2 separate regions of the Homo sapiens genome follow, and region 1 is linked to region 2. A link is an interaction called in ENCODE POLR2A ChIA-PET data of the cell type or tissue named here. Cell type or tissue: OCI-LY7. All regions are shown on one strand. Links, peaks and the distances in the headings refer to the core of each region. The heading gives the core; the rest is flanking DNA.

Region 1 (4,391 bases), core at 186-4,185, 250 kb before region 2:
TTAGCCAGATGGTCTCAATCTCCTGACCTCGTGATCCACCTGCCTCGGCCTCCCAAAGTGCTGGGATTACAGACGTGAGCCACCGCGCCCGGCCAGCTAATTTTTAAAAAAAATTTTTGTAGAGATGGGAATCTCCCTATGTTACCCAGGCTGATCTTGAACTCGTGGGTTCAAGGGATCCTCCCAACTCAGCCTCCCAAAGTGCTGAGATTATAGGTGTGGGCCACCATGCCCGTCTGCTTTTTTGTATTTTTAGTAGAGATAGGGTTTTTCACGATGTTGGCCAGGCTGGTCTCCAACTCCTGATCTCAAGTGATCCACCCGCCTCAGCCTTCCAAAGTGCTGGGATTACAGGTGTCACCCACCGTGCCTGGCCCTGTTTAATTTTAAAGTAGTCAATTTTTTTCTGGTGTATTTTACTTATTGTCCTCCTTTTTGTCTTACAGAAGTTTAATTTTAAGGTATTCAGATTTTATCTTTTCCTACATGGTGTGTTTTTTGCATTTTAAGAAGTCTTCTCCTACTTTGATATTAATAAAGGCATTCTCGGACCCAGGTCACTGGTTGGCCTGACCTCCTGCTCTGGAGGCACTGTGCCGGAGGACCCGTTTTTTTTTATTTATTTTTTTAAAGACATTCTTCTGTATTTGGTTTTTAAAAGTTAATTCATTTTCTTAACTTCTGTACTCAGGTTTCTCTCTCTACCATGTCATACTGAAACTGCTCCTTCAGGCAGTACCTTCCCAATTACAGAACACAGAGTGAGTTCTCGTGATCATCCATTTTGTACATGTTCCTTCAGCATTTCCATTTCCATCTTAGAACTCTCCTCCTTTGGTTGCTCTGATACTGCTCTTTTCTGATTTTCCTCTAACCTCTGTTACTATCCTTTATAAAATATTGTCACTGATTTACCTTTCATCCTCCACTTGTCTCTGGAATGTTTGTTTTCTCTTTTTTATTCCTTTTGTTAATACCATAGGTCAGGTTTTTATATCTCAGGATGGACTATTTATTTATTTGAAACATGGTGTCTGTCTGTCTATCTATCATCCAGGCTGGGGTGCCGTGTTGTGATCACAGCTCACGCCGCAGTCTTAACCTGTTGGGCTTAAGTGATCCTCCCACCACAGCCTCCCAAGTAGCTGGCATTACAGGCATTTGCCACCATGCCTGGCTGATTTTTTTTACTTTTTGTGGAGACAGGGTTTTGCCATGTTGCCCAGGCTGGTCTCAAACTCCTAGGCTCAAGTGATCCATGCGCCTTAGCCGCCCAGAGTGCTGGGATTACAGGCATGAGCCGCTGCGCCCAGCCCAGATGGACTATTTGTATTAAACGTTTCCTGGCAACTTGCAATAGCTTAAGCCGGTAATCCCAGCGTTTTGGACGGCTGAAGCAGGAGGATTGCTTGAGCCCAGGAGTTTGAGACCGATCTGGGCAACATAGTGAGACCCTGTTTCTACAGAATATTTAAAAAATGAGGCCAGACACGGTGGCTCACGCCTGTAATCCTAGCACTTTAGGAGGCCAAGGCGGGTGGATTGCCTGAGCTCAGGAATTCAAGATCAGCCTGGGCAACACGGTGAAACCCTGTCTCTACTAAAATACAAAAAATTAGTAGGGCACAGCGGTGTGCACCTGTAATCCCAGCTGCTTGGGAAGCCGAGACAGGAGAATCACTTGAACCCGGGAGGCGGAGGTTGCTGTGAGCCAAGATCGTGCCACTGCACTCCAGCCTGGGTGGCAGGGTGAGACTCCATCTCAAAAAAAAAAAAAAAAAAAAAGCCTGGGGTGGGTGGTGCGCATCAGTAGTCCTAAACTACTCTGGATGCTGAGGCGAGAGGATCCCTTAAGCCTGGGAGATCGAGGCTGCGGTGAACTTTGACTTTGCCACTGCACTTCACAGAGCCAAGACCCTGTCTTTAAAGAATAAAATAGAATAAAAGTTTGCTTATGTACATTTATTTTTCTGCCTTCAGTCTCTCCCAGCTTTTCTTTTCTTTCTTTTTTTTTTTTTAAGATGGACTCTCGCTATATCGCCCAGGCTGGAGTGCAGTGGCACAATCTTGGCTCATTGCAACCTCCATCTCCCGTGTTCAAGCAATTCTGCCTCAGCCTCCTGAGTAGCTGGGATTACAGATGCATGCTGCCACACCCGGCTAATTTTTGTGTTTTAAGTACAGACAGGGTTTCACCACGTTGATCAGGCTGGTCTTGAACTCCTGACCTTGTGATCCGCCCACCTCAGCCTCCCAAAGTGCTGGGATTACAGGCGTGAGCCACCACGCCCAGCCTCTCCCAGCTTTTCTAGTCAACCCTAATGGTGCCATGCCACTGGATTTAATTTTAAAAATACAATGTTACATCATTCTCTGTTAGGTTTTCCAGTGCCTATGGGGATAAAGTCAAAACCTTTATACTGTTGTTCTTGTGTCCGGAATTGGTGGGTTCTTGGTCTCACTGACTTCAAGAATGAAGCCACGGACCCTTGCGGTGAGTGTTAACAGTTCTTAAAGGCGGCGTGTCCGGAGTTTGTTCCTTCTGATGTTCGGTTGTGTTCGGAGTTTCTTCCTTCTGGTGGGTTCGTGGTCTCGCTGGCTCAGGAGTGAAGCTGCAGACCTTCGCGGTGAGTGTTACAGCTCTTAAGGCGGCGCGTCTGGAGTTGTTCGTTCCTCCCGGTGGGTTCGTGGTTTCGCTGGCTTCAGGAGTGAAGCTGCAGACCTTTGCGGTGAGTGTTACAGCTCATAAAGGCAGTGTGGACCCAAAGAGTGAGCAGTAGCAAGATTTATTGCAAAGAGCAAAAGAACAAAGCTTCCACAGTGTGGAAGGGGACCCGAGTGGGTTGCCACTGCTGGCTCAGGCAGCCTGTTTTTATTCTCTTATCTGGCCCCACGCACATCCTGCTGATTGGTCCATTTTACAGAGAGCTGATTGGTCTGTTTTACAGAGAGTTGATTGGTCCGTTTTGACAGGGTGCTGATTGGTGCGTTTACAATCCCTGAGCTAGACACAAAAGTTCTCCATGTTCTCTAGATTAGCTAGATACAGAGTGTCGATTGCTGTATTTACAAACCCTGAGCTAGACACAGAGTGCTGATTGGTGCATTTACAAACCTTGAGCTAGATAAAGAGTGCCGATTGGTGCATTCACAATCCCTTAGCTAGACATAAAGGTTCTCCAAGTCCCCACTAGACTCAGGAGCCCAGCTGGCCTCACCCAGTGGATCTCGCACCGGGGCCACAGGTGGAGCTGCCCGCCAGTCCTGCGCCATGCGCCTGCACTCCTCAGCCCTTGGGCAGTCGATGGAACTGGGTGCCGTGGAGCAGGGGACAATGCTCAGGCCACGCAGGAGCCCACGGCAGGGGGGCAGGACTCAGGCATGGCGGGCTGCAGGTCCCGAGCCCTGCCCCGTGGGGAGGCAGCTAAGGCCTGGTGAGAAATTGAGCGCAGCGCTGGTGGGCCAGCACTGCTGGGGGACCCGGCCGCATCCTCCGCAGCTGCTGGCCTGGGTGCTAAGCCCCTCACTGCCCAGGGCCAGCAGGGCCAGTCGGCCGCTCAGAGTGCTGAGCCCGCCAAGCCCACGCCCACCTGGAAATCTAGCTGGCCTGCAAACGCCGTGCGCAGCCCCGGTTCCCACCCGTGCCTCTCCCTTCACACCTCCCTGCAGGCTGAGGGAGCTGGCTCCGGCCTCGGCCATCCCAGGAAGGGGCTCCCACAGTGCAGCGGTGGGCTGAAGGGCTCCTCAAGTGTGGCCAGAATGGGCACTGAGGCCGAGGAGGCACCAAGAGTGAGCAAGGGCTGTGAGGGCTGCCAGCACGCTGTCACCTCTCATTCTGACCTACCTTTCCTGACCTATTTCCTGTTAAGTCACAGATACACACTTGCATTCCTACACATACCTCAGACTTTCAGTCTCCCTCAAACCTTCAGCAATACAAAATTGCTTGCTATTTAGTTGTTTCATCTGTCTGGAATAAGCCCTTATCTTTTTTCTTTACCTTTCGAAACCTACTTGTCCTAAAATACCACCCCTGGTAAGCCTTTCTTGAAGCCAAAGTTTCCTTCTGTTTTTCATTGTCAGACTTCATGAGAGCAGTTATCTTACTATTGATAATTGTACATATGTCCTTCTACTCCTGGTAGATTAAACTCCTTGAGGGCTCATATTCATTTTTTTCTCTTTAGCACCTTGTAGGGTTCCTTGAATGTAGAAGCCTTAGTAATTTAAAGCACACCAAAAAAGTCTTTGATAGGTATCTAATTTTGAGGAGCTGCTGCTAAAAGTGCTCTTAGGACATAGGTTTAGGGCAGGCTTCCGTTACTTTTAGCAAATGTGTGATTATGGATTTTTCTAGTGATTAGAAATGTAGGACCAGCTAGTCTATGTAC
Region 2 (4,391 bases), core at 143-4,142:
GGATGGCTATTTGTGATTCTTTTTTTTTTTTTTTGAGATGGAGTTTCGCTCTTGTTGCCCAGGCTGGAGTGCAATGGTGCTTAGATTACTTAATTATAATATTAATTTTTTTTTTTTTTTTGAGACAGAGTTTCACTGTTGTTGCCCAGGCTGGAGTGCAATGGCACCATGTCGGCTCACCACAACCTCCGCCTCCTGGGTTCAAGCGATTCTCCTGCCTCAGCCTCCTGAGTAGCTGAGATTACAGGCATGCGCCACCACACCCGGCTAATTTTATATTTTTAGTAGAGACAGGGTTTCTCCACGTTGGTCAGGCTGGTCTCGAACTCCCGACCTCAGGTGATTCACCCACCTCGGCCTTCCAAAGTGCTGGGATTACATGCATGAGCCACTGTGCCCGGCCTGTAATATGAATTTTTTAAAAAATCACTTGCTCAGTGTATGCTTTTACTTTTTTTTTTTCTCGTGACAGAGTCTTGCCCTGTCCCCCAGGCTGGAGTGCAGTGGCGTGATCTCGGCTCACTGCAACCTCTGCCTCCCAGGTTCAAGGGATTCTACTGCCCCAGCCTCCTGAGTAGCTGGGATTACAGGCATGTGCCACCACACCCAACTAATTTTATATTTTTAGTAGAAACGGGGTTTCTCCATGTTGGTCAGGCTGGTCTTGAACTCCTGACCTCAGGTGATCCGCCCGCCTAGGCATCCCAAAGTGCTGGGATTACAGGCGTAAGCCACCGTGCCAGCTATTTGTGATTCTTAATGTAACAATGATACTAAACTATTGGCCATCCTTCCACATAGCTAACTTTAGTATGGTTTTAATATTTGTCAATTAATATATAATTGTAACTTCTATTATCTAAGTAGCAGAAGTTAATGACACTTTTCAGCTTTAGGTGACTAGCGTTGTTCACAACCTATCAAATGGTCAGTTTCTTCACCTGAAAAATTAGAACAGAAATACATAACCTCTGAACTACCTGTTGACTCCAAAATTCTAAGTACTGTACCTATGTTACCATCTCTAAGACACAAACTCCTTAGTTTGAAAAGTCCTAGCCAGGCAGAGTGGCTCACGCCCTAATCCCAGCACTTTGGGAGGTCGAGGTGGGTGGATTACCTGAGGTCACCAGTTCGAGACCAGCCTGACCAACATGGTAAAACCCCGTGTCTACTAAAAATACAAAGTTAGCCAGGCGTGGTGGTGGATGCCTATAATCCCAGCTATTCAGGAGGCTGAGGCAGGATAATCACTTGAACCCAGGAAGCAGAGGTTGCAGTGAGCCGAGATCAGGCCATTGCACTCCAGCCTGGGCAACAAGAGCAAAACTTGGTCTCAAAAAAAAGGAAAGTCCTTAGCTGCAATTTGAAATTTTTTCAAATTATCCTTTACTTTCAAAAATAAAAATATTTCTCTAATTCAGTATTAATACAAAATATTCATTCATTCACTTAACAAGTATTTGTTCAGCACCCAATTATGTGCCAGGCATTAAGCTTGGCACTGAGAGGAATGAAAAACAGACACGGTATCTGTATTAATAAGGTTTACAGAGAAGCTAAAGAGACAAACCAAATAAATGTATGGATAAATGTAATATGAAGGAGTTGAAGGGTATGTAATGTAGAATCTTTTTTTTTTTTTTTTGAGACAGAGTCTCGCCCTGTTGCCCAGGCTGGAATGCAGTGATGTGATCTCGGCTCCAAGAAAAAGGGTTTCACTATGTTGGTCAGACTGGTCTCGAACTCTTGACCTCGTGATCCACCCACCTTGGCCTCCCAAAGTGCTGGGATTACAGGCGTGAGCCACCGCGCCCAGCCTGTAATGTAGAACCTTAAAGGCTTCCCTTAAGAAGTAACAAATGAATGACAAATGAACACATGGGCTATTTAATGTAAGGAACCTGTCTAGACAGAAATAAACATGGCATGTTCAGGAAACCAACCGAAGACCACTGTGGCCTGACATAACAAAAATAGGTAAAGTAATGCCCTGGAAACAGGAATGAAAAGCTCTAGTATAGGAAAACATATCTTAGCTCTTTCAAAGACATACTCTAAGAATTATTGTCAACGAAGCTTCAAAGCTTCACAATAGTTTCTCTCAAATGCTTAAAAAAAAAAAAAAAGCTGTCCTTTTTCTCCCTACAAAAGACCAAACTCACTCTCATTCTCTTCACATTTCACTGTAATGTCTTCAACTACATGATAAAAGTTACAACTTTTTAGTTCTACTTAGTTTAGATTCCTTAGAAGAAAGCAACTATATAACAACCAAAGTAAATATGGCGTTATTGCCCCTGCCCTCTGCCACTAAACTGCCCTGTGACTGATTTTGGTAAAGGTTACTTGAATACTTTGGCCTAACTTTCATTATCTGTGAAGTAAGAGGAGGTTCCAGAATTTCCTTTAAGATCCTTCTAATTCTAAGATTATGGTTCCACTGTAAAACCGCTTGTTCCTTTTTTTTTTTTTTTTTTTTTTTTTAAGACAAGGTCTCACTCGGTCACCCAGGCTGGAGTGCAGTGGTAGGATCACGGTTCACTGCAGCCCTGACCTTCCTGGGCTTGAGTGATCCTCCCACCTCACCCTCCTGAGTAGCTACGACCATATTTGCATTTTTTGTAGAGATAGGTTTTTGTCATGTTGCCCAGGCCTATCTCAAATTCCTGGGCTCAAGTGTTCCTCCCACCTTGACCTCCTGAAGTGCTGGGATTACACAGGCATGAGCCACCACACCCAGCCTTGTTCCATTCTTGAAAACTGACGAGAACAGGACCAAACACCGCTGAATTCCTTTGTAATTGCCTTTAAGATGTTTTTTGTTTTGTTTTGTTTGTTTGTTTTCGAGACAGAGTCGCGCTTTGTCACCCAGGCTGGAGTGCAGTGGTGGGATCTTGGCTTACTGCAAGCTCCGCCTCCTGGGTTCATGCAATTCTGCCTCAGCCTTCCAAGTAGCTGGGACTACAGGCCCCGCCACCACGCCTGGATAATTTTTTTGTATTTTTAGTAGAGATGGGATTTCACCTGTGTTAGCCAGGATGGTCTCGATCTCCTGACCTCATGATCCACCCGCCTCGGCCTCCCAAAGTGCTGAGATTACAGGCGTGAGCCACCGCACCGGGCCTGCCTTTAAGGTCTTTTTTAATGAGACAGAGTCTCACTCTGCTGTCACCCAGGCTATAGTGCAGTGGCATAATGCCTCACTGCAACCTCTGCCTCCTGGGTTTAAGTGATTCTCATGCCTCAGCCACAGGAGTAGCTGAGATTACAGAGGTGTGCCACCACACCTGGCTAATTTTTGTATTTTTAGTAGAGATGGGGTTTCACCATGTTGGCCAGGCTGGTCTCGAACTCCTGAGCTCAAGAGATCCACCTGCCTTGGCCTCCCAAAGGGCTAGGATTACAAGCATGAGCCCCTGCGTCCGGGCTTAAGCTCTCTTTGTGTTTGTACAGCATTTCAACACTGTTGCTATGTTATAATAATAATAAACTCCTGAATTTATAAAATTATCAATAACTAAGATTCTAATAAAAAAACAAAATTTCAAAAATACTTAAGTATTGTTAAAAATCTACATTTCCAATGAGACATAATACTTTAAAGAAGGATCCCTAATTAAGTACAAAGTCAAAATAGAAAGGAAGGCAGAAGAAATACAAAATCAAAAGAATTTTTCAGAAAACATTTTGGCAGTAGGACATTGAAGTTGGTTGATATGAACGTCGATTTTAACTTCCAAAAGAACTCATAACAAATGGATAATCAAACTCGATGCTCATTCTCCACTGGATTGTATGTCCATTTATAGTTAACAGTACTTCTGATAATCGATTTTCAAACAGAAAATGTACATAAGTAGTCATAACTTTCCCAACACACCTTAAAAAAATAATATTGAGACACGGTTGGCTGGGCGCGGTGGCTCACGCCTGTAATCCCAGCACTTTGGGAGGCCGAGGTGGGCGGATCACGAGGTCAAGAGTTCGAGACCAGCCTGACCAACATAGTGAAACTCCGTCTCTACTAAAAATACAAAAATTAGCTGGGCATAGTGGCACGCACCTCTAATCCCAGCTACTTGGGAGGCTGGGGCAGGAGAATCGCTTGAACCCGGGAGGCGGAGTTTGCAGTGAGCCAAGATTGCACCACTGCATTCCAGCCTGGGCGACAGGGCGAGACTCCGTCTCAAAAAATAAATAAATAAATAAAAAATAAAAATAAAATTGAGACAGGGTCTATGTTGCCCAGGTCTGAACCTCCTGGGCTCAAATGATCCTCCTGCCTCAGCCCTCAAAATGCTGGGATTACAGGCATGAGCCCCTGTACCCAACCACAACTTTCCTTTTTTTTTTTTTCACTGTTTAAGGAATTTTTTATTAAAAAAAGA

What was found. ChIA-PET counts read pairs that join two places held together with the same protein. Peaks named below come from ENCODE experiments on the same cell type or tissue, not always from the same donor. Only the 100,000 strongest peaks of a DNase experiment are listed, where the experiment ranks them.
Region 1: POLR2A ChIA-PET joins it to region 2 with 9 read pairs; 2 of 35 experiments call an interaction of 5 or more read pairs at or near these places.

The regions. Positions count from the first base shown.
Region 1 is chr4:39,715,234-39,719,624 of GRCh38, forward strand. All of the region lies in intron 1 of UBE2K (ubiquitin conjugating enzyme E2 K), which reads left to right. Among named protein-coding and RNA genes, the nearest start is that of UBE2K, 19 kb to the left of the region's middle. RefSeq lists an enhancer at 641-700. In OCI-LY7, for the core only: no CTCF peak of the experiment used is centred there; no DNase peak of the experiment used is centred there.
Region 2 is chr4:39,968,329-39,972,719 of GRCh38, forward strand. The region is part of intron 2 of PDS5A (PDS5 cohesin associated factor A); the gene reads right to left. Among named protein-coding and RNA genes, the nearest start is that of PDS5A, 7.4 kb to the right of the region's middle. RefSeq lists a silencer at 2,461-2,755. In OCI-LY7, for the core only: no CTCF peak of the experiment used is centred there; a DNase peak (open chromatin) is centred at 2,553; H3K27ac peaks cover 727 bases.